Regions from separate parts of the Mus musculus genome. Here all the other regions are linked to region 4. A link is a loop called in an ENCODE intact Hi-C map of the cell type or tissue named here. Cell type or tissue: heart. All regions are shown on one strand. Each heading gives the region's core, and the rest is flanking DNA. Links, peaks and the distances in the headings are about the cores only. Region 1 has its middle 41 kb from the start of Gm51794. Region 2 overlaps Sash1 (SAM and SH3 domain containing 1). Region 3 overlaps Sash1 (SAM and SH3 domain containing 1). Region 4 holds the start of Sash1 (SAM and SH3 domain containing 1). Region 5 has its middle 60 kb from the start of Gm51794.

Evidence for each region. A loop is a pair of places that touch in the nucleus more often than their neighbours do. Peaks named below come from ENCODE experiments on the same cell type or tissue, not always from the same donor. Only the 100,000 strongest peaks of a DNase experiment are listed, where the experiment ranks them.
Region 1: a loop joins it to region 4, with 2.2 times the contacts of the local background. A loop is called at or near these places in 2 of 42 quality-filtered maps.
Region 2: it touches region 4 in a loop (2.0-fold over the local background); 8 of 42 quality-filtered maps call a loop at or near these places.
Region 3: it touches region 4 in a loop (3-fold over the local background); 8 of 42 quality-filtered maps call a loop at or near these places.
Region 5: it touches region 4 in a loop (1.9-fold over the local background); 2 of 42 quality-filtered maps call a loop at or near these places.

What each region holds. Positions count from the first base shown.
Region 1 is chr10:8,964,923-8,970,997 of GRCm38, forward strand. No RefSeq gene overlaps it. Among named protein-coding and RNA genes, the nearest start is that of Gm51794, 41 kb to the right of the region's middle. In heart, for the core only: no CTCF peak of the experiment used is centred there; a DNase peak (open chromatin) is centred at 3,589; H3K27ac peaks cover 1,396 bases.
Region 2 is chr10:8,802,658-8,808,732 of GRCm38, forward strand. All of the region lies in intron 4 of Sash1 (SAM and SH3 domain containing 1), which reads right to left. Among named protein-coding and RNA genes, the nearest start is that of Gm25410, 18 kb to the right of the region's middle. In heart, for the core only: no CTCF peak of the experiment used is centred there; DNase peaks (open chromatin) are centred at 1,834 and 2,924; H3K27ac peaks cover 534 bases.
Region 3 is chr10:8,789,576-8,795,650 of GRCm38, forward strand. It overlaps Sash1 (SAM and SH3 domain containing 1), which reads right to left. Exons shown (of 20, transcript NM_175155.4): 5 at 1-26. Among named protein-coding and RNA genes, the nearest start is that of Gm25410, 32 kb to the right of the region's middle. In heart, for the core only: a CTCF peak has its summit at 2,978 (motif pointing right); a DNase peak (open chromatin) is centred at 2,996.
Region 4 is chr10:8,883,172-8,889,246 of GRCm38, forward strand. Sash1 (SAM and SH3 domain containing 1) reads right to left here and starts at 2,899. Exons shown (of 20, transcript NM_175155.4): 1 at 2,553-2,899. The coding sequence starts at 2,687. In heart, for the core only: a CTCF peak has its summit at 3,284; DNase peaks (open chromatin) are centred at 2,880 and 3,230; H3K4me3 peaks cover 3,194 bases; H3K27ac peaks cover 2,175 bases.
Region 5 is chr10:8,946,102-8,952,176 of GRCm38, forward strand. No RefSeq gene overlaps it. Among named protein-coding and RNA genes, the nearest start is that of Gm51794, 60 kb to the right of the region's middle. In heart, for the core only: a CTCF peak has its summit at 3,317 (motif pointing right); a DNase peak (open chromatin) is centred at 5,370.

The sequences.
Region 1 (6,075 bases), core at 561-5,560, 82 kb after region 4:
TGACGACCAGGAGACAGGCAATTCTATCACTACTTCACAGCTTCTACAAGACACACATTTTCTCCCAGCATCCTTTGTGCATCTTCCCCTTTGGGAACACACAGCTACATACTCCATGGGGTTTTCTAGTGCCAAACGAATCTCCTTCGGAGACCCACAGGGAATGCAACTGCTTTTCTGAACTTTTCCTTTTTGATTTGAAATGTAGAGACTCTGAGAAGCAACACTTTCCCGAGCGTTGGTGAGGATGATTTTGTTGGAAACAATAGTCCATAATCAAATGTAATAATTGCTGGGGCTGGAGAGGTGGCTCTGCCACTAAGAGCACTGGTGGCTCTAGCAGAGGCTCCAGTCACTTGCCAGCACTCATGCCACTCATGAGGCAGCTTGTACCATTTCTATCTCCAGTTCCAAGGCTTCTGATTTCCTCTTTGGGCCTCTGTGAGCACCTCATGCTTGTGATATGCAAATATAAAGGCAGGCAAAGCACTCATACCCAGGATGAAAATAAATACATTTTTATAAAGATATAGTAATTCCTTCTTTAAACAAACAAGCTCATGTCATGAGTAACATCCTGCTCTGTTTGTACCTAAACATATGCAGGGGAGTCTCAAGATTTGGATGCCGGTGACCACGCATACATTTATGCCTCAAAAGGGCTGTAGTTTATTTTATTTTATTTTATTTTATTTTATTTTATTTATTTATTTTTTTTTTTGCAGAAGTTGCTATAGAGCTGTGGGTGACTGTGAACTTCTGACTTCCTAGCACCAGGACTATAGGCATGAGCCACGATGGCTCCTGGCATTACATACAACTATAGATTGAACTATTGACATGCACATTGAACACTTTATCAGCTGAACTATAGAGGTCTCACAAACCAGTGTATCCCTCAGACTTGAGTTTTTCATCCTTGAAGTGGCCAACCCTGAACACAGCAGCTGGTATCCACCCAGTCAACATGGCTGGGTGGGCAACTCTCAAATGTATCTGAATTGCATGTTGGGGTAGACCAAACTTGAGCGTGCCCATGTCCACTGGAGAAGGTGTTCTTACATAAAGCTTTGGCTGGTGCCATCATGGTATCAGGTCTGTCCTCTGCAGGGGAAGGATGTGTGTACCTTAGCCCAATATAATTAGATTCCCAAGGTCTTTCAATAAGCAGCATTTTTTTTTCTATTTTGTGCTCATCAAGTAGTCTTGTGATGATAGAAGATAGAAGTGCCTGCTGAGGCTTGGTACTTAAGAGTCATATCTTTGGATGATTCTATTTCTGATTATGAATTAATAATTTAGCTTTGTATGAGTTATTGTGATTGCTTGGCCAATGGGAGACTGCTTCTGAGAGACCAGTCATGCTGAGCCTCCAACTATACGAGACTACACTGAAGTCCACAGCAAACTGACCGAAGTAAACCTTATGTCTCCAGGGACAGATACTCTTTGGCTGTCTTCCTTATGAGGACTTTTCACCATGAATATGGTTTATTTCTATCATTAATTTTTTTGATATAGAGTCTTGCTACACAGTTCAGGCTGGCTTTGAACTCAAAATTCTCTTTATTTTTATCCTCCCTAGCTCTAGAATTACAGGCCTGCCTCACTATACCTAGAAGATTGAAACTGTTTTTACCCTCAAAGACTGTAAGTTCATTTCTAGCAGAAGCCATCTGCATTGTGCATACCTCGTACAAAGGCTCCCAAAAGGAAGGGCTCACTAAATGCTCATGGAATGTATAAATGGAATAATAGAAACTATGTGGTTCCTTTGGGGACTAGCAAGCATATAGCAAGGCAAACTGAAATTTACAAATAAATTTTAGAAAGATTTTCAGTTATTTTATGTATAAAAATATGCTTGCCTGTATGTACATACATGCACGGCATGGCCCTGAAGGCCAGAAGAGGGTACAGGATTCTTTGGAATTGGAAGGAAGGGCAGTTGTAAGTCTTGTCTTAATTGGTCAAGGTTGGTCTACTCCAAGTTGTAAGCACATGGATGCTAAGAATTTCACCTGCTCTTCTGCACGCGCAACACATCCTCTTAATCGCTGAGCTATCTCCTTAGCTCAAAATAATCTATCTATCTATCTATCTATCTATCTATCTATCTATCTATCTATCTATCCATCTATTATTTACTTACTTATTTTCATCATGGAAGTGTGTGTGGTCTCTGGAGGTCGAAGACCCTTCCTCCGTGTGTTTGTAGTCATCAGATACATTTCACACCTATGGTTGAGGCAAAGCATTTCCTTCCGTACACTTCTGCCCTTTGCTATATCTAGTATTGTTTGTTTTGTGTCAGGCAGATGATTGGTGGCATGGGAAGTCCTATGTATTCTCCAGCAGTGATGAGAAACTTCAAGTCAAGGAAAAGCTATTCCTAGGTGAAGACGTTTATCGAGGAATGTGAGAAACAACAGACGAGACTAGACTTGATGTCACTCAAGATCACTTTCAGCAGCAACAGACATCTCCTCTGTGCCTTAGAGAAGTCTTTCCAGAGGAAAATCCACGAACTGAATGACAACGACAGCAATTACAATGAAAAAACTTCTCTTTAGGGAGCTGGGGACCCTTTTCTGTTGGCAAAATGTCTGCTTAGCATGGGTACCCTGGATTTCATCTCCTCCATTGCACAAAACTGGTGTGGGGGTGCATGTTTGTAATTCCAGAACTCAAAGCAGAGGCAGGAGGATCAAAAATTTAAGTTTATCCTAGGCTGCATAGTGAACTTGAGGCCAGTCTGGGCTGCATGAGATCCTATCTCAAAATAAAAATAAAAGGACATTTGTTTGGGTAAATCTATCTGTCTGTCTATCTTTTTACTCTTATTTTGATTTAACTTCACACACACACACACACACCACACACACACACACACACACACACACACACACACATATGTATGTGTGTGTGTGTGTGAGAGAGAGAGAAGAAACAGATACACAAAGAAATAAGAACACATACACACACACACACAAAGATGTTTCAAAGCTTAATTCTTATTTCTTTCAAACTCAAAACCCAAACAACATACTCCATCCCATTGTCTTTAATATAATTTCCCATTTTCCGAAAGGAAGTTACCTCTAGTTATAAACTGTGCTGATAGTTTTGTACCTTTGTAAAAAAGACACAGTAGAGACTGCCAAGGATGTTAGCTATGGGATAATTAATTGTGGTAAATTAATAACATCGAAGTCAGCAGTGGCTTCTGTCAGAGCAACACTGGGCCAAGGTAAGAGCAACACCTCAGGGGTCCTAAGCAGAGATCATCTGCACCCTGTCTTTCGACCGTGTTTTGACTGTGGCTTGATGATAAGCAGTGTGCGCGCTCTAATGTCAAGGCCTGATTTTATTAGCGGCATCTGTAATTGAGTTGTTGTGGGCTGGTTGTTATCTTCTTTACCTCTGCACACAGCCAAGTTTGGGAGAGGATCAGCCAGGAACCGAGCTGGGAGAGAGAAGATTTACTGTTGTTTGCTTTCATAAGCGGACAGGAAGTTATCAGGCCGGCAGATTCTAAAAGTCTAACCCTCCAGAGCCGTGCATGTTTTCTCTTTACAAGCAGCTGTTTCTCTTGGGAGGGCTCCTGGCAACCAACTGAGCTGAACATGGGGTACTGGAATCTGGGTTTAAAAGAGGAATGCTGAAGGCTGAGAGACGCAGCTTGTAACACACACACACACACACACACACACACACACACACACTGTGAGCAGCTAACTGTGAGATAGTCTTTTGCCTCCTGGTCAGGCAAAGCCAGAATCCACTCTGTCAAACAGTGTGACCTTTCTTTTCTTTTGTTCTCCACATCCCCAGGGACACATGCTTAGCTGAACCTTCTGGACAGTGGTTCAGCTGTGACCCAGCTGTGGTCACCAGACAGCAGCCACCAGACACAGAACTCCAGAAAGATCATCAGCACCTATTGCAATGCCAGCGTCATCTGCAGTGTGCCCGTTGAGCATCAGTCAGCATGCTCTCCTAAAGACATTTCAGGTTGCCAGTGGCTCTTGAACATTGTCTTGCTCATTCTGTACCATAGCAAAGACCTCAAGCAGTCTCTTCACACCTAAGCACACTTGTCCAACCAATATTATTATTATAATAACCAGTAAAATAATTTCCTGACACTGCGTTTACCCATCCATTTAGCAACACAGTGTTCTGATAGGGTTATCGTGAGAGGTCATGGGAAAAGCCATGCCCTATGAGTAAAGACAGCTTCCCTGCATGGTAGAAAGTTATTCTCTAGTGTCAACAGGCTTTTTGTGGACGAGAACCAGAAAGCAGTGGGTGGTGATGTTTGGCTTGCAGGCAGTCGGAATGCTGGATCAGAGCTAGGAAGAGGGGAGGAGATGAGCTCTGAGTGGAGGGTGGCATCCATAGCCTATGCCATCCTCTGTCCTTTACCTGGCCTATCTGTAAGTGTTCCAGCCTTGTCTCAGAGAACTTTCGGGAATTCTGAGAATAGTCTTGGGTTAGCAAATGAGGAGATGGCTAGGGGGAGGCTGGGGCCTCTGAGACTGCTGTGGTTGTCACAGAAGAGGCTTCGGGTCTTAAATAAGTAATGAGTCTATGGGTCTCTCATGTGGCCTTGAGGCGAGTCTCCCTGCACAGCCCACTTTGGAAAAGTGTATTTGATTTAACTCTGATGGTCTGGCTTCCTCTCTTGTTTCTTAAACTAAGACTGCTAGTCACCTCTACATGCTTCACAGGGACTAGTTGGTGACAAATCTCAACAATGGCTATCATGACTACAGAGCTGAAGTTCAGAGCCAGCTTTCCAGCAGGATTCCAATCCTCTCAATCACATCCAATTTCAACTCTCCCATAAGATCTGCCAACTGCAACATCCTGTTTCAACAGGGTGGCCAACATATGGGGGTCATACCATTAGTAAGGCTAAAAATAACACCACTGCATACTGGGTGCCAACAGACCAGAGCACTTAGAGGTTTTACAGCATATAGCACCAGCTCATTGCCATTATTTTTCCTTTTTTTTGTTTTGAGCTGGTCAGTGGGAGGAAAAAGACAATACTAAAAACAGTGTAAAGCTGTAGATGATCTAATAGCATATTAAAGCATCCCTGGAAATTTCTACCAAAATATAGATAGGATGGACAGACAGATAGATGATAGATGATTGATAGATAGATAGACAGATCGATAGATAGATAGACAGATGATACATAGATAGATAGATAGATAGATAGATAGATAGATAGATTAATCAATCTAGATCAGAGTAAAATGCAGTATATATATATTTCAGTGGTAAACTGATAATCTAGAGGGAATATTAATCAGCTTTTGAGGCGATCCTTGAACCTGTAAATCATGCTGCCAATGATAAGAACAGTCTCTGTGAAAATCATAACAAATAATGGGGCATGAGGGACAAATGACAGGGACTTGGGACAGATGCACCTTCACATTTTATTTTACCCCGAGAAAGACTGAGAACTAGAAATCAGAGTCCTTGTTGTTTGAAGAGAGCCTTTGAAATGGCTTGGGCATGAACATGTTCCCAGGCCAATTCTGTGCTCCCAAAACAGGGAGTCCAAAGACAATCAGACTCTCAGAGACTATGTTGCCAAGAAAAAAGTAAAACGGAACTCTGCCTTTTTGGCTTCCCCAAAGAGTGCTCCCTCCAGGTTCCCACCACACTGGAGAAGTCATTCACATATTTTCCCACCCTTTCTGCCCCCTCTGAATCATAAGGACTTGATTTCAGCCAGTTACTGACAAAAGAAAAATGGTCTCTTAAAACTGAGCCGAAGACTAGATTTAGGTAAAACAGAGAAGGCTAATAAAACCATCAGGATGTAAGCTCGTCCGAGTGCAAACATGGAACACAACTGAAGAAGACTGACAGTTAATAAAACCCAAATGCTGAGAGTGAAATGAAATGAGTGTGTTTTCTATAAGGAGAAGGCTTTGGGACATAAACCAAACTTGGTTCTGAGGAGATAGCTCAATTGATAACGTGCTTGTCTCTCAAACATGAAGATTTGAGCTTCACCCCCAGAATCCATGCAAAACAAAACAACACCAA
Region 2 (6,075 bases), core at 420-5,419, 81 kb before region 4:
CCAATAATGGTCCTTCCCACACTGTGGGCCTCCTGGGCTACCTTCTGAAGGCCCACCAAGAGCCAGATGCGAATGCAGACGTTCTCCAAGCAGCCTTGCTGGTCCTGTCTTGGGCTTGGAATTCACTTCTTCTCTGTTCTGCTGAGAAACCCTGCAGGAGTTTTCAGCTCCCTCCTTAAGAACCTGACATGGAGTAGGCTGGCACAGCTCCACTGCATCAAATCTTCTAGAATTCTCTTCCCTTCATGGATTCCGGGGTGGGCCACCGCGGCATTTTCTGGGAGGTGCAGACAGCGGAGGTGGAGGGAGCCACTTTCTCTCTGCCCTTCAAGGTCAGCACAGGCATGAAGACCAGCCGTGGCTAGCAGGTGTCACTGCTGCTCCCTTGGGATTTGGGCAGCCTGGGACAGCAACTGGTCTGTGTCGCTCATAATCCTGTTGACTTACAGACTCGAGGCATGTTGACTTGGGGTGGGGGTGGGGAAAGATACCAAAAACTCCTGCGGTCCTCTTCGAGGATGGATTTAAACATTCCCTTGGGGATGCTGACAGACGCTGTGGACGCACACCCATCCTGGCTGGCTGCAGTCTGTCTTGTTTCTCCCACTTTACATGCATACATTACAAGCTATGCCATCTGACAGTGGAGGAACTGCCTCACCCAGACTATGGAACCAGCCCCTACTAACGCATGTGGTCAAATCCCAGAAGAGCATACAGTGTGGGCATGCTGCCTCACTGAGATCCTAAGTTATACAGCCTTAAATGCCCACCCTCCAAAGTCCTCCCCGGCTCCTCTTTCCCATGATGCTTTGCACGCTGCCTATCACTGTTTGTTTCTATCTTCCTACTTCCGGGATCTCGTAGGTTTGTGCATAAGCCTGAAATGGGGGCAGTGTTTATTAAATTAAGTCTTATTAGCTGCCTAGCCCATCGAGGGTCTTTCCAAAGGATATTACTCTTTTATTCTCCAAGAAGTAAGGAAGGCCTTGCTGCCTGCAGACAAATGGGCCTGGATAGGAGGTTTTGATCTTCCTCGGCCAAGTCTCATGGTCTTAGCAATCATATAACCTTTCTGTACCTTGGTCTCCTTAACTATAAGCCCATCCAAATTATAGATTAGTTAGCAGGATTAAAAAGATATACAAAGCTGGGCAGTGGTGGCACACGCCTTTAATCCCAGCACTTGGAAGGCAGAAGCAGGCAGATTTCTGAGTTTGAGGCCAGCCTGATCTACAGAGTGAGTTCCAGGACAGCCAGGGCTACACAGTGAAACACTGCCTCGAAAAACCAAAATAATTTAAAAAAAAAAAGTGAAAAGAGATATGCAGGATGGAGGTGGGGGGTGGAGAGATGGCTCAGCAGTTAAGAGCACTTTCTGCTCTTGCAGAGGACTTGGGGCTGGCTCCCGGCACACATACAGTGGCTCACAACCATCTGTGACTCCAATTCTAGGGGATCCTATGCTCTCTTCTGACCACCACAGGCACCAGGAAAGTGTGCTGTGTACTTACACACATATAAGTAAAACACTCATGCACATAAAACAAAAATAAATAAATCTAAAAAAGGAAAGAGAGGCACATGGATCGCTTGGTAAACTCCAGTCAAGTCCCCTCTTATTCTGCCTGTAGCCTGCATATAGATGTGAACTGTTTTCCCTTCCTTCAGCACTGGCCCAATATTCTCTTCACTTCTAGGGCAGGAGGACAGACAGCAGCCACATCTATGTGTTAAACATCCTTGGCTGCAGTGCCCATCCCCCTCCAATGGCAGCACACAGCCTGCCACCTCGCAGGAAGCAACCCGGGCACGTGGCCTCCAGCTGGGGTTAGGCCAGCTGGAGCTCACTGATCAGACAGAATGAAGAGCAACAAACAGCCTTCTCGGTCAGGAACAGCTGAGGCAGGGAACATTAGTACAGCTGCTGTCCATCCCCCAGTCCCTGCATTCAGGAATGTCGAGCCCCTCAAATATGCCACGCAATGGCGTGCACACATGTGGACACAGAGAAACGCACAAACACAGACTTCAGCACGCTGAGCACATTGGGCTCCAGCAAAGTGGCTGTGATTTCTTAGCTTCTCCTCCAACTTGTGAAATTGGAAAGGAAACAAAGTCAGGTGGAATAATGAAAGTTTAAGTGGCCACTGATTGGTTCTGTGTATGGCCCCATCCATGACAGATGCCCTAAGGACTTCTGCTGGGAGCAGCACAGCCCCCTAAGGTGAGGGGACAAGCTAGGTACTATGCTGGGTATGGGCCAGCCCTTGGGAAGACCTGTTACTGTGTCCAACTAATCTATTAGGAGCTCAAAGCTTAAAAATTTCAAACCCACTGTTTCTGATCATGAGGCTAGCAGAGCTGAAGTTCAGGTATAGATTCTGCTGGGCTCTAGAGCTCATACCAACCACGGAGGCAACCCCAACATCACTGAGGTCAGCAAATGGAAGGCACTTGAAGTAAAGGAGCCTCCAGAGGCTTCTCATCCCAGCAAGGTGGACGTGTACAAGGGAAAGCCCAGACTGGTGAGCTGTCCTGGATGAATCAGAGCGGGGCGAGCCTTCCCTCAAACTCCTGGACAGGACCTTGCCCTTATGCCCTTGGCCTTCACATACATGGTAATTAGCAAAACTATTAAGGCAAAAGAACACACAGCCCATATGCTAATACATGGCTTTGGTCCAACACACTTATCTCCGGAACCTAACCTATGCTGACTACAGTACGAGGACCGAATTATGATAGCCCAGGCCGTCCTGGTTCTCTATGGTACTGTGTCCACCTCCCAAGACAGAGAGACTGCAGAGAAGCCAGCCCATCTCAAACAGGCAGGATAACTAGTTAACTTGTTCAAGGGCACAACTCATGTGACTTCCTCAGACCCAGGCCTGGAGCATGCAGGCCTGTGCCTCATGGGAATACTGGTGGCCCATCCCACCCCACATCCCTGTCACAAACAGGATGTAGAGACAGGATGCATTAGTCTCAGCTCCAGAGGACACGGCTTGACCTGGATTTCCTAGCTATCTCAGGCCCTGATTTGTTCTTTTTAGTGAATACGTTCTACTTCCAAGGATGAAGAACCTCTCCACCTGTGAACTCCCACATCCAGGAAGGTAGTGCTGAACCCTGGTCTTGTTGCAGAAAGGTCTACATGACACCAGACAACTCACCCTGTTCACAGGCGGGGGAAGCCCCAACGCCCTCCTAGAGCCACGCCCACAACCATGCCTGTAGAGAAATACTATACTACAAAGGGAATAATTTCTTACAAGTTTCTAAAAGAGTTAGATGGTAAGTTACCAAGAACCAGACACAAGGGTCTATTATTAATAGACTTAATATAATAATTGCACTATCAATATAATAAATTCTCTTTCAAAAGTACATTTTCTTTCTGTTTATATGACACATTTACAAATATATATACACACACACACACACACACATATATATATATATATATATATTAACCAAGCTGATGAAGACAAGAACACATTTGTGCACACAGAGACCCACACACAAACGGTGACAGTAGCATTCTTCCCAGAAACCAAAGGTGAAAACGATACAAATGCCTATCAGCCAGTCATGGGTAAAGCGAAGGCCATATGGGCATGCGTAGGGGAATGCGTGCATGCATACAGTGCCGCAGAAGCTGCAAACTGTTGGAAAACAGTAGGGTAAGTGACAGGAAGCCAGCTACCGACTACTGTGGTGACGTCTTTGAAACTCTGAGCATACTAGACACAGCTGAACAGCATCCTTATTGCCTGTGTGCAGTGCCAGCCATCAAACCCAAGGCCACACAAGAGTGTTCTACATTCCCTAACTGTGTCCTTTTAATGGAAGGACTGCAAGGCATACGAATTACAGCTCAATAAAGGAATTACCAAAGATGACATAAAAGCACTTCTTCAACCAAATAGCTTCTTTCAGAAGCTAAAAGAATTGAACAAGTATGGGGTTTTACGTGATGTTATGCGGTGTTTCTGCTTGAAGATGAAGACAATGAGAGGAGGCCTGAAGGGTGCAGGATGGAATCAGGAGGAGACTGTCCAGAAACAGATGGGAGGATAGTGAAAGCTGGGAGTCTCTCCACTAAGTTGTTTTTAAGATGACCTTTAGTGTTCGTTATTGCAGGCAGAAAGCATGTCATTAAGCGAGTTTCAGTTTGGGGAGACACTGATACATGCTAGGAAATGCCAACTAAGAGGGGTCTTCTGCACAAGTCATGTCATGCCTGGGAACAATCCGTTGTCACATCCTATTTCAAAGAACCCAAGTCATGGAGTGAGCTTGACGCACGTATCAAATGGGCTCTAATTCGCAGCCCCAAGAAGATCCAGAGGAGGAAGCTTTAGCTTCCTGCCAGGCCGACTCCTGTGAGGTTCAAGAACATAATCACCAGCGCCATGGGCAAGGGCATGAACTTGAGCCATATTAGACACATAATAGCAAAAGATAAGACTACAGAGTACTTACTGTGCGTTAGATAGCTTACTAAGTGAGGTAATTACTATAATTACATCCCATTTAGTCAAGGAACTGGCCCCAGGATTGCAGAGCTGGTGCCCAAATCCAAACCCCAAGTCTGGAACCAGGCAGGTCATCCCTACCCGATGGCCAAAGGGACACCAAGACTGGACCGGCATGTCTGTGTCCAGCTCTGGAACCTTAGGCAAGCAAACTGCTCTCAAAAATGGTATCTCCTTCCAAGGAGCTCATGAACCATGGAGTGACAAGAGGCGATTAAATGACTAGTATAAGAATAACTGGCTGGTGTCAAGGATGAATCCAGAAAGACCCCGCAGAGCCCGAAAGCTCATAGTTGAATTGCCGAGGACAGATGGGTCTTACTCAGGTAATGACGAGAGGTTTAAATTATATGTTTCAACATGTCATTCCTGGCTAGTGGGGTTGTGTTGGCAGGTTATGGAACCTCTGAGACAGAACTCATGGTGAGGGATAGACTTTTAGGCTTCGGTCTGACCCCCTATTCCCAGCGGGAGCCCTCTGGTTCCTGTTCAGCTACCAGGATGTGGCTGGCTGCCTCATATTTGTGCTGCCAGGGCTAGAAGCTGGCACTACCACTGTGCTCGCCACACCGAGATGGCCTGAATCCTCCGAATCCTGTGCCAAGATAAATTCCTCCTCAAACTGTTTCTGTTGGCTCTTTGGTCACAGCAACGCAAAAGTATCTCACACAGGGGAACATCCCACGGAGACGGAGAGCAAGTTCAGAGGCTAAGCACACCACACAACAAGCCCAGCCTGAGGAACCTGCCTGGGGAGCGGGTGACACAGGGCATGAGGTTACCTAGTGGGTGGAGAAGAGAATATGACACACTGGGCTCGAAGAGAAGAAGGAAGGAAGCCAAGTCAGAAGTGCAGGGTGGGTCGGGGGGAGTCAGGCACTGAGCAAGAACTCAACCAGGGGCAACTTCCCTGAAGACAGGAAGATGGAGAAGAAAGGCCAAAGGAGTACACAGCTTTCTAAGCATGGGAGAGGGGTGTGAAGGGAAGAGGGGTTAACTAGGTGGGTGATAGGAAGGTGACACATTAGGAAAAGTCCTCAGCTGCCAGACAGGGCAGGAAAGCAGTGCTGAGCTTCACACATGCGTGGACAGGCCATTCATCCATCACCAAGTATGTCTATCCCATCCACTGCTGGAGCACAGAATCTGCTCTATTGCCACCTTTGGCTCCATTTATTTATCTGCCTTTTCTATTGCCCTATATATTTGGACTTTTCCTGGCCATAAAAAGTTCAAGTGTAGTCACTGGAATGGAAAAAGGTGAAACTAAATCAGCGAATGTTCAACTCTGGGGAAAGACTTAGTAAGAAACAAGTTATAAATACTGGCCGACGGTGAAGCTTTGCGATTTATTTTAGACTTTGCCTCCGTGGAGAGATAAAGGCCGGAGGTCCAGCTTAGGTCTCAGTGAGTGTCTATCTGGCACCTGTTTCCACGAGCAGCAGACCGTAGGTTGTAACTGCGTTTTACCTAATGCAAATGAGCCGCCTGACTCCATGTCTTTACCTTTCTCATTGAGACCAAACACCTGGCA
Region 3 (6,075 bases), core at 598-5,597, 94 kb before region 4:
CTGAGTTTGATTTATGGAGAGGGTACCTAGGAAAGAAAACACAATGCATATATATTACTAGAGGGCCTTGGTTTTAAGGGATTTTCACAGAAACCTTCCTAACCTGTTGGACCTTGGCCCAACAGTGCGTAACGGAGGCGGGGGAATCTTTACCCGTGCTCTTTCCCATCTCTCTGCTGACGTAATAGAAAATGGATACCATTTTTCAATACTGATTAATAAAAGACCCAGTCTAGACAGGACTTCTATTTAAAAATTAGACTATCGGTGTCACTACAGGTCGTCTGTCTGTGAGCTCAGCACTGGGAATGTTCTTTGCCGCAGGAACGTCTGTAGGGTAAGTGAAGAAGAGTATGTACATCAGAGCAACCATATCAACACCACAGCACAGTGGCTGCTTGGCAGCTGGAAAACAGATCTGTGTACACAGGGAAGGTGGGAGATGCGGTCAAAGTCAGACTCAACGCCCAGGTGGAGGGGCAGCCAGTAGAGAGCTCCTGTAGTTGGTGACTTCCAACTGGCAAGGGTGACAGTTGGTTTTGCCAGATCTTGTAAGACTCAAAATCAAGACAGAGATCTGCCAGTGAGAGCTTCATGCTTTGGAGCCATGGCAGATTTTTTTTTAATGCATCCAAGTTAATCAACCTGTGTCTGTTTGGCATTCTACCTTGAACCAGGCTGTCAGCGTGAGACAGCCGACCCAGGTAACCCCAGGTAATGTGGAATAGTAACAGCCAGTGAGTGAGGCGCTTCTCTGGGAAGAACTCAGACAATACCAACTTAGAGCACGATAGTCGGAGAAGCAAAGAATATTAACATGGGGCGGGTGGCAAGTAGAGATGAGATCAAAATCCTCATTCGCTGGATACAAACTGTAGAGGACAACGTTGGTGCCCTTGGGCATGCCAAAGAGCTTGCATCAGAGGAGAAGTTGGGAACTTAGAGACTTAACACCCAAATCTTCTCTCCAAGTTCACTGCCAAAAAGCAAGATTTAAAAGATGCTTGGCTAAACACTGTCTCTGCTGCCCAGAAAGCCAGTTGTGAGGCCAGGTACTGAGAAATGAGACTGAGAACAGTCAGAGGAAACGTGGCAGAACTGTAAACATCTAACAGAGACCTTGCAGGTCCAGGGGCCTCAAGGATTTAAGGGGCAGAACGGAGAGGGGAGGTTTCTCATGCAGTCCCCTCCTCCCCACCCCCGTGATCAAGGCATTACTTAGATGTCCGGGCACTGATGGTGACAGGTGGGTTGGTACCCAGACCCCGTGAGTAACATAGTGCTCCACACAAATACACCGTCCCACTTCAGTAAGAAAACATACCCATCACCAAATTACGCCCCTCTCCCAAAGCTCTAGACTCTATTTTCCCTCCTCCTTTGTACTGCAAAAATAAGAGATTCAACTCACATCTACCCAAAAGGCTGCCCAGCGGTAGCCATTCTAAGTTCTATAAACATTCAGACAAAATATATCTAACAATATCACATTAGGGACAAAGGTATGGAGAAATGAGGCTTTGGGTTAGAGAGTGGGTGTTTATGAAGAAGGATGCTTGCTGGGACAAAAACCTACCTCGGTTGTTTGAATGTCTGTCTAGCACACCCTGGGTTTGACCCATCACTGCACAGCACTGACGGGAGTTGGTGTTCTTTTGTAATCGAAGCACTTGGGAAGTGAAAGCAGGAGGGTCTCTACTACACCAAGGCCAGTCTGGAGTTGTCTCAAATAAGCAAACAAGGAGGCATCCAAAGATGACGGGTGGGGTCTGGTTGGTCTTGACTGGAGTGCAGGGTACAAGGAGATCAGTAAAGCGTTTCTAGATACGTCTCTGAAAGTCCTCATAGATAGGGAACTAAGGGGAAAGGCTCACCCACCTGAATATGGGTTTTATTATCTAATAGGCTGAAGCCTAGATGGGCTAAAAAGTGGCAAGGTGACAGTCTCCGTGATCAAGGACTCCACAGTAAGTCGACATTTACCAGACATTGTGACGTAAGCACTGTTCTCACCGCATGCCTCCTGCTCTCCGTGCCTCCATCTTACCTCAGTCCCCAAACAAGCCAAAGCAGGAGCCCAAACAAATCTTTCTCTCTTGTTTCCTCTCTGGTCCTTGTCACAACGTGACACAATAATACACACCAGAAGTCAAAAAAGCAGGGACAACTGCAGGCTCATGACCACAGGTAAATTATGAGACCAACAGAGACTGTCAAGACTGAGCCATCGGCTGGCTATGTGGCAGGACATGGAGGAAGGGAATCTTTCAAAGAGTGATCATCTTTGGGCTGTTCGTGAATTCCTAGGATCTGAACGATACTGACCATTGCTAAGAACCAACTACGTGAGATATCTGCAGTGCTGCTTAAAACCAGCACCAATGAGGTCAGAACTCCCCAGCCATTTTTTCTTACACCGAAAGAAATATGTTCTCAGGCAAATGGTCTGCAGAAATCTTTAACTCCTCTGAAGACAGAGAATAGTAGATCTTAATGGATTAAGTGACTTTTAACTATCACTCGATGTATATTCCGATTTTATAGGAAGTGATGGTCCCCACGAGGGAAGGTAGATGGACAGCTTGTTGCTTGGTGGCCACTTGGCAGTCCCTAGGGATTACACCAAGTGGCCTGCTGTGGCCTGGCTGTCTTTGAAATGTATGCCTTTCTCTCTCTGGGTAGAATGAAGATTAATCATTTCAATCCTATCTTTGCTATTTTCGAAAGCTCCTTTCTATCCCAAAGCCATCTTTCCATACTGTCAGACAAATGCTAATGTCCACTCCCATAAATAAAAATGCTTACAAATTTGCCATTAAGGACAGGCTCGTTCTCACTGCTACCCAGACATTACAAAATCTACTCATAGGCTCTACCCCAAAGTACAGACTTTGTTACTTTCATTCACTCTCTTCAAATTATCATGCATGTTGGGTAATTTTATCCTCTGGTTTGTCCATACCCACACTTCCTGCATTGCCCCAGATGGCCTGAAGATGGCACTGTAGATTCTTCTTTCAGCGGTGATCTAGAGCGTGGAATTTTGTTTTTAATTTTTCACAAGTTTACAACACACGGACTGGCTAGTGTGAGGCTCCTCAGCTCACCACCGCTCAAGAGAGAAAAGTGACACCATATGCATTTGGACAGAGCATTTGGACCTGCATAGCTGAAGGTATTGCACCTAGTCTCAATAAGTCTGGGGATGTGATTTCTTGTTTACAGGTCAAGCGGTCCCGGGTTCAAATCCAGGACAAGCCTGTCTTAATTCTCCAGCAGGAAGTCAGAGTGAACGTGTTTTCTAAACTATGGTTAAGACCCCCCCTACATTGCTAATATGTGAACATTTCTCCTTAAGATACCTAAACTACTTTGGCTGTTTTCTAAAGACAAAACTCATTTAAGAAAATTCCTAATTTAAGGAATTATTGGATTAAGAAAAGAAAGAAATCAAGGGCGCATATCCTCAGAACGTGGACCATGTCATTCCTTCGTCCAGGCATTTCCAACCATCCTTCCTTTCTTCCATTCGAATTCAGACCCCAGTGAGTCAGGCACTCGCTGGGCCACAGGGAGATTGGCTAAAGGAGACAGGTGAAGCTTTGCAGCTTTGGGGCTGGGGTGAGGAGGCAGGAAGGGCTGCAGGGTCAGTGGGGGGTAGTGTGGGGGTGGGGATGGGGGGGGGAGGAGTATGGACAGGTGTAGGAGACCTCCCTGAAGAGGTAGCCTTCTTCAAGTAGAGCAGGAGTGGCTGTGACATTCACACCCCAGCGAGGCGGAAGAACACAGGGCGGAAGCGAAGTAAGAGTCTACCTTGGGCCAGTGGCATCAAGTGGGGGAGAGGTGAGAGAAGGAGCCAGGAGCATATGTGAGACCAGAGCTGCAGACAAAAGCTTAATAGATATTAGTCATATTATAAAACAATAGAGACAGTGGAGTATAATACAGAGAGACTGGGGGCTGGAGAGATGGCTAAGTGGTTAAGAGCACCAACTGTTCTTCCAGAGGTCCTGAGTTCAATTCCCAGCAACCACAGGGTGGTTCACAACCATCTGTAATGGGATCTGGTGTGTCTGAAGACAGCTACAGTGTACTCCTATACATACAGGCTGGAGTTAAAACTTGTCAGTGTTTATAGTTAGAGTGCTGCGTCACTCTCAGCCCAGGCTGTACACAGGCTACCCTACTTTCTATGGAGTTTCTTGCATTAGTGAAGACATCCTCATTAGATCACCCACTGGAAGGATGAATAGACACACGTCAGAATGTATTCCCTGAGCCTCTGTAGAATTCAACCTTCAAAATCAAGAAATGTCCTGCGCGATTGCCAAGCCCAGCGCCTTGCAGCATCTCTCATCCCTCCATGTCTCTTGCCTGTGCACACAGGAAGGACTAGCCTACCACACTTGCGTCTAAGAGATGGACTTCAAGGGCGCACTAGAATAGACTGGCCCTGCTCTGTCACGACTAATGGACCGAGTTGCTCTCGAGAACTCGAGATGCTGTTTCCCGATCCCAAATCTAATCATACATGGATACGTGAGAACCAAGTGTTTCGGGGATACTTGAGGAGCTGGCTGCGGGGATGTTGCGGAGACACCTTCTGGTCTGCTGACGGAAGGAAAGAGAATGACCACAGTGTGTCCGACTCATTTCTTCTTGTAGCTACATTTAAGTATCCTAAGGTGCACCCAGGCAAAAACAACCCATCTCACTTTCACATGTGGAGACCAGCACTTAGCAAAAGCACAATAAATGTCGACGTTCAAAGAAAGTCCTAAACTTACCCCATGCCAGGCTTAGTGACGCTTCACTGTAACTAAACAAACAAACATACCTGTGCACACACACAAATGCAGTTATAACCTAATTTGTAAAAAGCAACATATGTTATACATTACTTGAAACCTGTACTTACAGAGATTTTTTTTTATGGCACAATAATCTTAAATCTCAGGATATAAAACTTCGGCGCGAGTTTTCTCCCTGCTGAATTTTGAATCGGGGATCTTGCTGTTCCTGTTATTATCCAGCATCACCACAGGCTGCCCAAGTGCCCCCAAAGCTAGTCACCTGCTCCTCGGGAAACAGAGAAGGGACATAGCTGTGCTACATGGTGGTAAGGCTGAGAAAGAGCCTTGCTAGGTGTGTGATAGTTTGGGGCTACACTTTGAGCATTAGAAAGGCAGAGGCAAGAGTTCAAGGCTAGCCTGGGCTATACAGCTAGACTCTTGTCTTAAAAACAGCTGACTGATCTTAAAGAAAGCAATTTCCTTTTTGTGAGCTACGTAAGTATAATTGATATTGTGCTTGGTAATATATACATACTAGATATGTATGGTATTTTTAATGTTTTTATTTATTCTTGGAGAACTTATACACGATTTTGTCATATTCTTTACCCTCCAGGGATGGGGCCTGCACTGCAGTGTGGTTGATATAGTCCACTGGGCAAAAGTAACTGATTTTTTTTTTTTTTTTTTTTGGTTATCAACTATGATAGCTTCTTGGCTAGCAGTGGGACTTTGTGTCCACTTCTATATGCAAATTTTCTGAGACAGAGTTTCGTGTCCCATGGCTGGCTTCTAACTTGATATGTGGCTGAAGACTGGCTTTGAATTTCTCCTTTTTTCTGCCTCCATCTCCCAAGCACTGAGACTATAGGAAGGCGCCACCCACCCCATAATCACGGTAGGCAAACAATATACAAACTGAGCCATCGCCCCTGGCCTAATGAATATTACCCATAAGATAGCAAATCCATTTTTTATCTCGTGAACATTCTTCTCTATTTAATAGAAATAAACACGGAACAATATTCAGCTAATACCATCTACTACCTGCCATAAAAACTCAAGAGGTCACCCAGCTGCAGGGACAAGACTGAAGTGAGGTCAGAGACAGAAAGCCTGGGCAGTAAGGAAACGCTCACTTTCAAGGTTGGGAAGAGACAGAGGCTGGCGCCCCCTAGTGCTCAGTCCTGCGTAAGTCTCTTGCTTGAGGCCAACCGTGGGCCTTCCTAGTGGAAAGTCTGCATTTCACACACATCTCAGTGCAGTCAATTCTCCAACTGTG
Region 4 (6,075 bases), core at 718-5,717:
TTAGAGCTAATAAATTAACTAATGACGCCATGCCACAGCCTTCCCTAGATTATAACGTAGAAATTCCACCCTCCCCCTGCCTTGGCCCTGTTAGGAACGGGGGTGGGGGTGGGGGGGCTCTCATTGTTCAGCACTCTCAGAGATAGGGTCCTGCTCTTCTACCTACAAAGGTGTTCACCTACTAGGGTGATAGGCAATGGTCTGGAGTCAGATCAAACATTGTCACCAACAATGTACAGGCCATTAGTCAAACCCTTCAGATGACTGTAGACTTCCATAATTAAAAACACAAAATAAAAGAAACTGTACCTCATGTTTCAACAAAAACGGAGCCACCCAAACGTCACCTCTGTGTCTTGAAATATTGCCCCAAAGATGTAGGTTTTAATAAACACGTGGAAGGCAGCTCTCTAGTGGTAGCAAGAGCCCTCCTCATAACATAGGACCTTCCCACTAGTATGTACAGAGGCAGGGCAGCCAGGTCTACCTCTCTGCATTTTACTACCGAATGCCCAACGTTTGTCCCAAAGGAAATGGAGACTGTATAAAGGACAGGAGAAGGGCTGGACCATACTGACGTTCTCTCCTGCTTCACACTCAACTCCAGGCTGAGTAAGAAAACATCTATTTTCTCTTTCATCTGCTCTTTGAATACCAGGTTTGATCTTCTAGGGCCCCACCCCTTCTTTTACCTCAGCCAAAGAACACTCAGCTACAGCTACCCCGACAGGGCTGGAATCTGCCAGGGAAAGGGATGCAAATATTCAGAAAGGGTGACCTGCCAATCCTCCTCCCCAAACAGCACTCGGTGTGACTTTCACTTTTCCCAGCACTCCCCTCCCCCACCCACCCACCCAGGGCACACCCACCTAAAGGATGGCAACAGGAGATACTATCAAACCAGCATTCTCTGACTGAAAAGTCAGAGTGGCTTCTGGGCAAGAACCAAGATAAGGTGTCTGCCGGTCTAAAACTTAAGATTGTCTGTCACCACTCACAAAACAATCGCTTGATTTCCTGCAATTCAACTGAGCATTGTATGTATCTCTGAAAAAGTTTAGGAAACGCAACAGATTTTAAATCCAAAAGACTTACGTACACAGCATACATACATAAAATTCTAACGTAGGTAAATATGTCTTTTATTATGTATTTGAAAGCACAGACAGAAATCTTTAACCCAGGAAAATGAGATACACTGAACTTCAAGATGTCCAAAAAGATGAGACATAGGCTCTATTTGCAAGAAAAAATATATACAGAGCTGTATTCATTGACCATCTACCATTCATCTGGCAATATGCTGAGTGCATCATACACATGGACATAGTGCCTCTCATAAAACCCAAGACACATGTCTTCCTGTTTTTCAAGTGAATTGGAGAGTCAGGAGTGAATGACCTTGATATGGTAATTGTAGACAGACAACTGGGGAGCAGGGATTTGAACCAGGCTAACTAACTTCAAAGCCCAAGACTTTAACCACTATGGAGAAAACTAAACACTGTATCGTGCCCAAAGAGGCACTGCTAAAACCCTGGGGAGCAGGGATTTGAACCAGACTAACTCGCTCCAAAGCCCAAGACCTTAACCACTATGAAGAAAACTATATCGTTCCTAAAGAGACACGGCTAACACCAGAGACACGGCTAACACCCTATCCATCCAAGGTAAAATTTCATCCTCAGTAGAACTACTTTCCAGAACTAAGATAAATCCATAGGCAGTTTTAACCACTGGCCAGTTCAAAACCTCTTTTGGGGGGGTTTGGTTGGTTGGTTGGTTTTGGTTTTTGGGTTTTTTTGTTTGTTTGTTTTGTTTTGTTTTGTTTTTGATTTTGGGTTTTTTTTGTTGTTGTTTTTGTTTTGTTTTTGTTTTTGGGGGATTGTTTTGTTTTGTTTTCGAGACAGATTTTCTCTGTGTAGTCCTGGCTGTCCTGGAACTCACTCTGTAGACCAGGCTGGCCTCGAACTCAGAAATTCGACTGCCTCTGCCACCCAGGTGCTGGAATTAAAGGCGTGCGCCACCACGCCCGGCAGTTCAAAACCCCTTATCAGCACAGATTCAGCAATATATGCCTTATTGTTCTCAGCGCCAAACATATAAAACAAATATCCTGTAATTCTACAAACTAGAAGAGCTGAGGGCAGAGCAAGTAAACACCGTGGTAGTTCTGCACAAGGAAACGGTTGTTTTCCTCTCATGGGCACAGGACAAGCCCTGTGCGGATAAACATCAATACCGAGAGGCCATGAGGAGTCCACTCGCCAAATATTTACAAGTAGTATTTACATCTACTCTTTCTGGCTTTTTCCACGCCAACTTTTCTAAGCAGGTGTCCCTAATTACAGTCGATTGTTCAAGAGGTGTCTCTGATGTGACCCGACAAGTAGGGGTTTTTTTTTTTTGTTTGGTTGGTTTGGTTTGGTTTGGTTTTTCTAAATTACAGTTTCAACCCCTATATAGAGAATACAGCGGAAAGAAGAAGGGTGACCAATAGGTGGGCGAGGGGTGAGCCCCGCTTCCCCCGCCTGCCTCCCCAGGTAGCTCACCAGGATGCCCATCACGTCGGTCCAGAGGCGGGAGATTGACTCGGAGACACCGGCCTCGGGCTCCAGCTCCCGGGCGGGATCCACCTCCGGCTCAGGCTCCGGCGCCGGGCTAGCAGCTCCCGCGTCCTCCTCCATGGCCGCGTCCCCGTGCGTCCGCGTCCGGGTCCCCGCGCTGCCCACCGCTCGCAGCAGCGCGTCGGCCGACGGGGCGCAAGTTCCCCGCCCGCGGCGTCACCGGGCCGCGCCCCCGCGTCGCATGCCCCAGGCTCCGCTGGGTACGAGCACCACTGCCAGGACTGGCACCTCGATCCCGGGCGACCGCGATTGACAACTCCAGAAACTTTTCCTAGCCCGGCCCCGCGCAGCAACAGGGTAGCTGGAGCAGAGTCCACAACACTGGCTGCGGCGGGGAGTTCACGGGACCAGGGAGACAAGAGCCACACCGCACGGGTGCTGCGTCCTGCTTCGGGGACCGGCTCCGGGTGGCACACCACTCGCCTCTACTGGAGAGTTTGTGCAGGGCTGGGCAGGGGACAGTGACGCCTGTGGACCCGGGCTAATTAGTCCTGGACCCCTCTCTTTAGAATGAGCTCTTCCAACTCCACATGACTCCCTCCCCTCCAGGCTCAAGAAAGCGTTTAGCAACAAAAGGTGCTCTGATGTCAGGCGCTTTGCATGGAAATGAGCCTCAGCCTGGCCAACAAATCGCCTTTTGAAAGCGCCACCGCGCCACGGGCCCGGGGCCCTGCACAAGTCCCCAATCGCGCCATTCACCCGCGCCTTCCGCCACTGAAACTGCAGAAAGTTAATCTTTAAGCCGCTCGCTGAGTTCGAGTTTAAGAGGAGTCCGTATGGTGACAACCCCTGGAATTACAGTCCTGTCTGTCAGGCTTCTTGGAAAACAAAGTGTGACAAAGCTCGCCTGGTCACGAGCCATTGTTTGGGTCGTAAGTCCGGGCGTTTCGGCTCCCGAGTGGCCGCAGTGCTGTGCACTTCTAGGGTTTTCGGATACTTAAATGAGACCCTCTCTGAGCTGTAAGGGTGTGTTTTGTTTTGTTTTGTTTTGTTTTGTTTTGTTTTGTTTTGTTTTGTTTTGTTTTACGTGGAAGAAACAGGCAAGGGGTATGTTCAAAATAAAAGTTAATTTTATGGCCGCTAAGCCCATGCACAGTTCAGGCCTCGATATGTTAATCAAGTGAAAATGCCAGAGGGAAATATCCCTGAAGAGGTCCTTTTTCCCTCTTCTCCCCCTCCTCCTCCTTTTAAAAACCAATCAAAAAATTTTTTCTAAGAGATGACAGTGCCTATCCTATTTGATTTTGTGGCTGCTCACTTTGTGAAACTAAAGAAACCCACGGAATCTGCCCCTTATTAAGGAGGTGGAGTGGAGAGGGGATGAAGTGAGGGTCCCCCGGATAGAACAATTACTTCTGAAGTGTCTTCATCTCTTTCTCAGCTTTCATACATTGAGAACAGCAGTCTAAGTAATGGGTGAATAGCTCTCACCCACAATGTCAAAACGTAAAAAGAAGTAAAACCCTAGCATAGCAGTATGGGCCTATAAGGCTGGGAAGTAGAGACATCGGGATTTTCGTGGCTTTAGTGGCTGCCATTCCAGACAGCTGGTAAGCTCCAGGTTCATGGAGAGATTGATCATGTCTCAAAAAATAAGGTGGTGTATGGTAGAGAAAGACACCTGACATCACTCTGCCGTCCACAGGTATGTGTATAAGTGAATGTACACACACAAGATTTTACCACCCCTTCTCAAACTTTTTTGGTTGGGAGGGTAGTGTGTGTGTGTGTGTGTGTGTGTGTGTGTGTGTGTGTGTGTGGTGTAGTGTAGTAACTGAAGAAGAGCCCTAGAGTCTGAATCAGTGGAGCCAGGCCAGAAGTTTCTCTGGGCTAATGCAGTTCCAGATGTTGGGATTCAGGGCTGGGAGGAGTGAACTAGGTGCCCATTTAACATTTCAAAGTGGACCTGGCCTCTAGATTTTTCCAGAATCCCTCAGTCCCCTTTGCCTGGCCCTAGCCTACCAGACCTGGGCTTCCCCTCCCCCAGGGGCTCTTCCCTATATAATCAGACATTTTGTTTTCTCTCCTTCCTCCGTCCTTCCCTCCCTCCGTCTATTTCTCCCTCAACACTCACTCTCTCTCTCTCTCTCTCTCTCTCTCTCTCTCTCTCTCTCTCTCTCTGCATCCTCTTTCTTAATTTCTCCCCCCCCCCACCCTCTTCCTTTCTGCATGGTGACTTTCCCTGGTCTTGTTCCTTGGGACTGGTGAACCGATTGAGAGCTGCCCCCCAATAAACCTGCCTTTCGAACTTAATTTGTCTTGAATTGGTTTATCCTGTCGTCGGAGAAACCTGTGTCCCAGCTGCCAGCTGCACTGGTGCTGTCTGATGCTAGGAGTCGAAACAAACTCCACTAAGGAAGAAAATGGTTTTATCTATAAAGACACCAAAATAAATGGTGAGAAAAGGAAAATAGACTTTATAGGGATCTTTAAGGTGGAGACATGCAGTCTGCTCTCTGCATAAAAGCCTACAGAGTGAGTTATGCAAGCAGGAGTGGGGTTGGGTCTAAGAAGAACCCATCCAGACACCAATCAGGACTCTATGTCTTTTTGACTCAGATGACCTGAGGGCCTTTCCATGCTACCGTTTCCCTATCCAAGAGGAAGTAAAGTCAAGCTAATTGCTACCCGGCTGGCCCTTCAGAGGCCAGGATGCTTCCAGGTCACCTAAAGCTAGCAAGGCCTTGCTGTAACACATGAGCTACATCTGAACCTTAGCTAGCATTTGGCGCTTATAGCAGGCTGCCCTTTAATCTGCTTCACAGTGAGCTCCCTTTCCTGGCAGTGCCTCTCACCTGGCTGGGGGAAGGAGATAGACAATATGTTGGGGGTGGGCATATGGCTATGTCTATGGTGGCAAATTACATTTTTGCCTGACTGTCTAGTGACCCCTCTACTTCTGGAACAGATAATTTTGACCAGGGGCTTAGTGGTTAAGAGCACTGACTGTTCTTCCAGAGGTCCTGAGTTCAATTCCCAGTAGCCGCATGGTGGCTCACAACCATCTGTAATGGGATCCGATGCCCTCTTCTAGAATCTCTGAAGACAGCTACAGTGTACTCATATAAATAAAATAATAATAATAATAAAGGTGAAACAGAAGTGTTTGTCTCTCTCTCTCTGTCTCTATCTATCTTTGTGTGTGTGTGTGTGTGTGTGTGTGTGTGTGTGTTCTGTCTATTTTTAATGACTTAAGCTTATACACCCCAACACAGACAGAAAGATCAGGAGTTAAAGGCTGGCTTTGGCTATATAAAACACTCAAAAATAATAAACAAACAAACATAAGTAAATGCTGAATCTCCTTATCAAATTTCATGAACTAACTTAAAATGTAACTAAACATTGCCCGAAAATGAGTCTTTTCTCCTACAAATGCCTTCCCAGGTCTTTAAACTATTCCTTTTCCTTTATCAAAGAATTACAATCATCCCTCATCTTCATTTTT
Region 5 (6,075 bases), core at 395-5,394, 63 kb after region 4:
GAACTCACTTTGTAGACCAGGCTGGCCTCGAACTCAGAAATCCTCCTACCTCTGCCTCCCAAATGCTGGGATTAGAGGCATGCACCACCACGCCCGGCAATTTTTAATACTTTTAAAAATAACCCAACAAAATACAAGTTTCATAAAGTGCTTAAAAGTTGGTGTGTGGGGCTGGTGAGATGGCTCAGTGGGTAAGAGCACCTGACTGCTCTTCCAAAGGTCCCGAGTTCAAATCCCAGCAACCACATGGTGGCTCACAACCATCCGTAATGAGATCTGACTCCTTCTTCTGGAGTGTCTGAAGACAGCTACAGTGTACTTAAATATAATAAATAAATAAATCTTAAAAAAAAGTTGGTGTGTATTGTGTTTGGTTCACACAGATAAGTCTATGTGTGAGTCGCATCAGTGAAGAAAGAGAAGACAGTTGCATTAAAATGTGTATATTTTAAAAAATCATACTCTAGAGTGTACTCAGTGGCCCTTGCCATACAAACTTAACAGATATCCTGAGATACAGGGTGGACTGACAGCATTTACTCCTGAAAGCTATCCTTTAACTGCTACAGGAACACTGGCATGCACACACATGTACAGCCACGTACTAGTGCTAATATATAAATAGAAAATAATTTTGTTCCTTTGTATGGTGAATGTGACATGATGGAGCTAGGTACCGAGAGTCATCAGAGACCCTTGGAGCTGTGAGTTCTGTCTTCAAGGGGAAAGACCTGAACTATTCATTAAACTCTCTCTTAAGAATGCGTTAAATCATCTCCAGGCATCAGTAGTTGCTTTTCATTTCATTCTTGTTTATTTGTTCTATGATGATAATGATTATCATTATTACTATTACTTAATTTTTTATATTAAAAGCAAATTTATTAGGAAGCTGCTTTCAGGCATGTTCCCTGGCCTAGATTGAGGCCAGGGGAGTCACCATGGGGAGAGATTGGCCGGGGAGGAAAGAGAAAGAGAAAGGGTGCATGAGCAGAGAAAAGAGGAGGAGAAGAGATGAAAGATAGAGGGCTTATTATTCTTTTGACAAGGTCTCATATAGCCCAAGCTAGCCTTGAACTTGCTATGTAGCTGAAGATGGCCTTGAACTCCTGACCTTTCTGTCTCTAGTGCTGGGCATGTGCCTCTATTGCTGGGTTATAAGGCATCAGTATCAGGGGTATTGAGATTTCTGGATAGGACAGAAAGGGATGTCTCCCTCCATCTCTCTTTAAAGGAAGTGACCTAGATAAACCATCACCACAGTCAGTTTGTCTGTTTGTACAGAGGCTGAATTCAATAAATGATTTCTAAAGCAAAGTTCACACACAGTGATGGCATATCAGCTAAGTCCTGGCGGGCCGGAGAGGGAGGCCTTCTCTCCAGTTTTTTGAAATCACCACTAACTACCATCCTGCTAACATTTCAAGGCCTCTCCCACCTTGGAGCTTGAATTTATAACAAAAGCTGAGAGGCAAAATTTAGCTAAAAAATGGGACTTGATGTACAAGGAAACTTGCGAGTTCATAAACACTAGGAACCTAGATTGTCGTGGTTGGCTGCATAGGATACAAGAGAAACTATTCCCAAAAATGTAATTTCTAAATTCTGTCCTTGGTTATGGGCATCACCAATATATTTATTAAATAATTAGGACCGGTTTAAGAAAAAAATGTTTTTGCATGGAAGTGGCTGGGAGATTTTGGAAATCAAAGTAGGTCATTTTTAAAAAGTGCAGGTAACACAAAGGCAGAGTGTTTGGGAGTGACTCCTGGCTTATGAATCAGGAAGTCTAACTGCTTGTTAGTCCTAGGGTAGATCTAGCTGACTGTCTAACCCTGCCCCTGGCACTTCCCTGTTGTTCTGGTTTCCTTGCTGTTGCTGTGATAAATGTGCCGACCAAAAGTGGCTCGGGTGTGTGCACGTGCTATTTCAACTTATAGGTTAAAGTCTACTATGGAGGGCAGCCAGGGTAGGTGCTCAAAGAGGAAACTGGAGGGGGAAACTGAGGCAGAAACCATGGAGGAACATAAAGAAGGGCTGCTTGCTGGTTCACTTTCTCTGATGCTTGTTCAAATACATTTCCTAGGCAGCTCAGGCCTCCTTGCCTAGATCTCACAACCCATAGAGGGCTGGGCCTTCCTGCATCATTTATTAATTAAGAAAATGCCACATGGACACAAGCCAACCTGAAAGAGGCAATTCCTCACTCGAGGTCCCCTCTTCCCAGACAATTCTAGTTTGTGTCAAGTGGGTCAAAAGTACCCAGCACAACTGACTTCCACCTTTCTCCTGGCCCATCCATACAAAGGAAGTGCTGGTCTGTTAGATCTTCCCCAAACAGCCAGAAGAGGAACTCTGTGGCCTACGATGTCGTGTTTGGTTTTGAATTTGGGTCTTAGGAGCATACTTAGTTATGCTCATAAAAGCAGTGTCTACCAGTGTCCAGTGCTTAGTGGTCCTGAGTTTCATCAGGCAAAGAACCACAGTACTCCCCTGAGATGCTCTTTTTTCACAGTCAAAAGAGACGTCTGCTCACCATTGTGAAGGAGCTCGCATACTTCAGGAGCATCCTGTTAGTGTTACCATTAAGATTTTCTTTCCATGCACCTACTTTCATTTCTTGATTTGATACCAAAGGAATCTTCTTCAAAATCAACACGTATAATACCCAGGTTGTGTCAAATTGTGTCTCACCCCCATCCCCAAATTCCAATACCAATGTCTTGGTCCCTATAGCTCAGAATGTGACCTCATTTGGGGAAGGATTTTTACCAAAGGAATGAAATCAGGAGGAGGCAATCAGGATATGGCTGAGTCCAATTCTAATGGTGCCCTTATAAAAAAAAGAAAAACTTGGTCACAGAGACACACGGGCAACGAGAACACTGTGCAGGAAGAGAGACACTGGCGAGCCAAAGCCTGAAAGCGATCCTCCTCTCTTGGTCCTCAGAGGGAACCAGCCCTTACAACACCTTGGTCATAGACTTCCACTTCCAGACTCTACAACATTAAGGCAATGAACCATGTGGGCCACCACACCAGTGCTTTGTTCCGGCAGCCCTAGTTAGCAAACACAACTAGCATCTTCCAAAGCCTGGATTTTTCCATTGTATCTTTATCCCACTCTGTCCCAGATTCTCACCACACACAAATCAAGGCATCTTAGTGTCTGAGGATGGTGGGATGGAAGAAATGAACTCCATGGATGGGCTGACCAAGGGGAATTCTTCAGTAGTCATTCATATTTAGTTATTTTTTCTTTTTTAAAAGATTTATTTATTTCATTTTATGTGAGTACACTGTAGCAGTGTTCAGACACACCAGAAGAGGGCATCAGATCTCATTACAAATGACCATGAGCCACTATGTGGTTGCTGGGAATTGAGGACCTCTGGAAGAGCAGTCAGTGCTCTTAACCACTGAGTCATCTCTCCAGCCCTTAGCTTTTCTTTGAAGTTAAAATTGTATTTATTTATGTGCATGTGTGTATGTGTGTGTATATACTTGCCTTTGGAGATCACTGAGTAGCTTTGGGGAACTGAGAATTGTCTCTATTACTATGTAACTTCCACGAGTTGACAATAAGTTATCAGAGTCAGGTATAGTGTTACATGCCTTTATTCTCATCATTCAGAGGCAGAGGGAGGCGGTTCTCTGTGAGTTTGAGGCCAGTCTAGTCTATATATCTAGTTCCAGGTCAGCCAGGACTACATAGTGAGACTTCATCTTAGAACACACACACACACACACACACACACACACACACACACACACACACACACACACACACACAGTTACCAGGCACCTTTAGCCACGGAGCTATCTTGCTTGCTCTAGTTATTTAGTTTTATGTGATCAAAGTACACATGTACGTATGAGACTTTCATAATGAAGTCCATAATTTTATATATAACCAACGTTAATTAAAAAAGTTCCTTACATTTCTCTTGTCTTCCACCTCTCATGCAAAGTTAAGACTGAAATGATCCAATAAAGCACAACAAAAAATTCTCCACAAAAAAAAGAAACTAGCCGAGGAGAGGACACACAGCGGGGACACTCCAGACTTCGCCCACATTCAAGGTGAGAGAAAAGGCTGCTTAGCTCTATAATCTAGGAAGCAAGCATGCAGCACATGGCTCCCAGAGTCTATGATATACCCCCTTAAATACTTTTCTCCAAATATAAAAAAAGGCAGCAACGTGTTTTTTCATATCACAAAAAGGTAGGCTGTATTGATTCTCCCTTTACAGCACTTTGTCTAAATACAGGGCCATTGTAGACACAGCTCAGTGGTGGAGCATCTACCTCAAATGGATGAGGCTTGTATTTGATTTCTAGCACAGAAACAATGAAAAGAAAAGTAACAGATACTGAGGCAGGGGGTGGCAGACCTACATTCACACAAACACTTAGTACACATGGCAAGTTGTAGTTTCCAAAGATAAAATGCAGACTGAATCTAACATGGTCAGTCCCCAATGCGGACTCTGGCAAAGCTCCAAAGAGAGCAACCTGTGTAAAGCCATCAGGAAGCACTCACAAATTCCCCAACTTTTAGATTTATTAAAGCCCATCTCCAGAGTCTTTCTTCTCAAAGAGCACAGAGGAAACCGGTCTGTAAATACTGACAATGTTTATAACTCAAAACTTGGACCAAGTAAGACAGGCTTCTAACACGGCAGGAAATGGGAGGGAGGGAAACCTGCAGGTTAACTACACAGGCCAAGCAGGTGGATTTGGGCCCAGAAGGAATAGGATTCCTGGAAGCGACTTTTCAGAGACTGCATCCAAATGTCCAGGAACTCATAGATCTGTGGTTCTCACGGAATTTGATGGCTGGTAACGAGGTCGTCTGGAGATGCCTGGTGTGGGGCAGAGTTGAGTCTAGCTCCTGTACTTGGAACTCAATAGCTGTTTAACTTTGTTTTTCCTCACATATTTATCATCTGACTGTGACCTGGCAGCTTGTCTGTACATAACTCACAATAAACCTCATCTGCCTAAGTTTCTCACTAGCACTAAAAGGAATTCTGAAGGCTTTATAGATCCCTGCTATATATCCTTTTTGGAGGAAGAAGAGTAAAATTTAGTTATGGCTGCTTCATGTGCAAGTCAGTTTCCACTGCACACACTCCAAAAAGCCCACTGTGCAACCTTATTTCACAATTCAGACACATCTTCTCAAATGAAAGAGTTCTCCCAGCGAGTTACATGCCGCTCCAATGTGTTTTTCGAAGAAAGGATTTCACAATGTTGAAAATCCTGGGCATCAATCAAGATGTCCCGACCTTGAAAGCAGCTGGCCACAGTTCTTCCACAGAGAGAACCAGCTAACTGTTGTATCACTCGCTGTTCACGCAGTTGCTCAGCACACAGGGGCTGCTGCTCTTGGGCTTCATAAGGTTTCATGTGGGTCTGGCGTAATTCAGGTGTGAAGGCTGCATGCAGTACCCCGCCCCCCCACTCCCAACTCTCCAGGGATGTTTTAATGCCTTGCTTCCTGGCACTGGCTGCCGATAGCCAACTAGGGATGCTGTAGAAATCGCTGGCTCCCAGCCTTGCTCCCTGGGAAAGCTCACTAGATGGTACAGTGGGACTCAAAGGTTCCTGGTCATTGCACAAGTTTGGGACATTTTGTTTCATGGCTTTTAAATTTTTATTTCTTTTACTGTTACTAATTTTTGAAATTATAACATAATTATAACATGATTCCTTTTTTCAAACCCTTCCATATATTCCTCCTTCCTCTCTTTCAATTTTATGACCTCCTTTTTCATTGCTATTGTATGCCTATCTGTAGTTGTGTATACATAGATATTCCTAAATATAGCTGACTCAGTTATCATGATAATTGTACGGACTTTTCAGGTCTGGTTGTTTGCTAGTCCCAGTGGCCCCCACCTACAAAACACTCCCATGCCTAAGGCTCCAGGGACATTGTGTGAGATGGGGTGGAAAGACTGTAAAAGCCAGAAGATCAGGGAGAAGCCTAGTAGCATCACAAGCCACACCCATAAAGTCTTGCCAACATGGCTGTTCAAACACAAGTTGAGCAAGGATGACAATAATGGC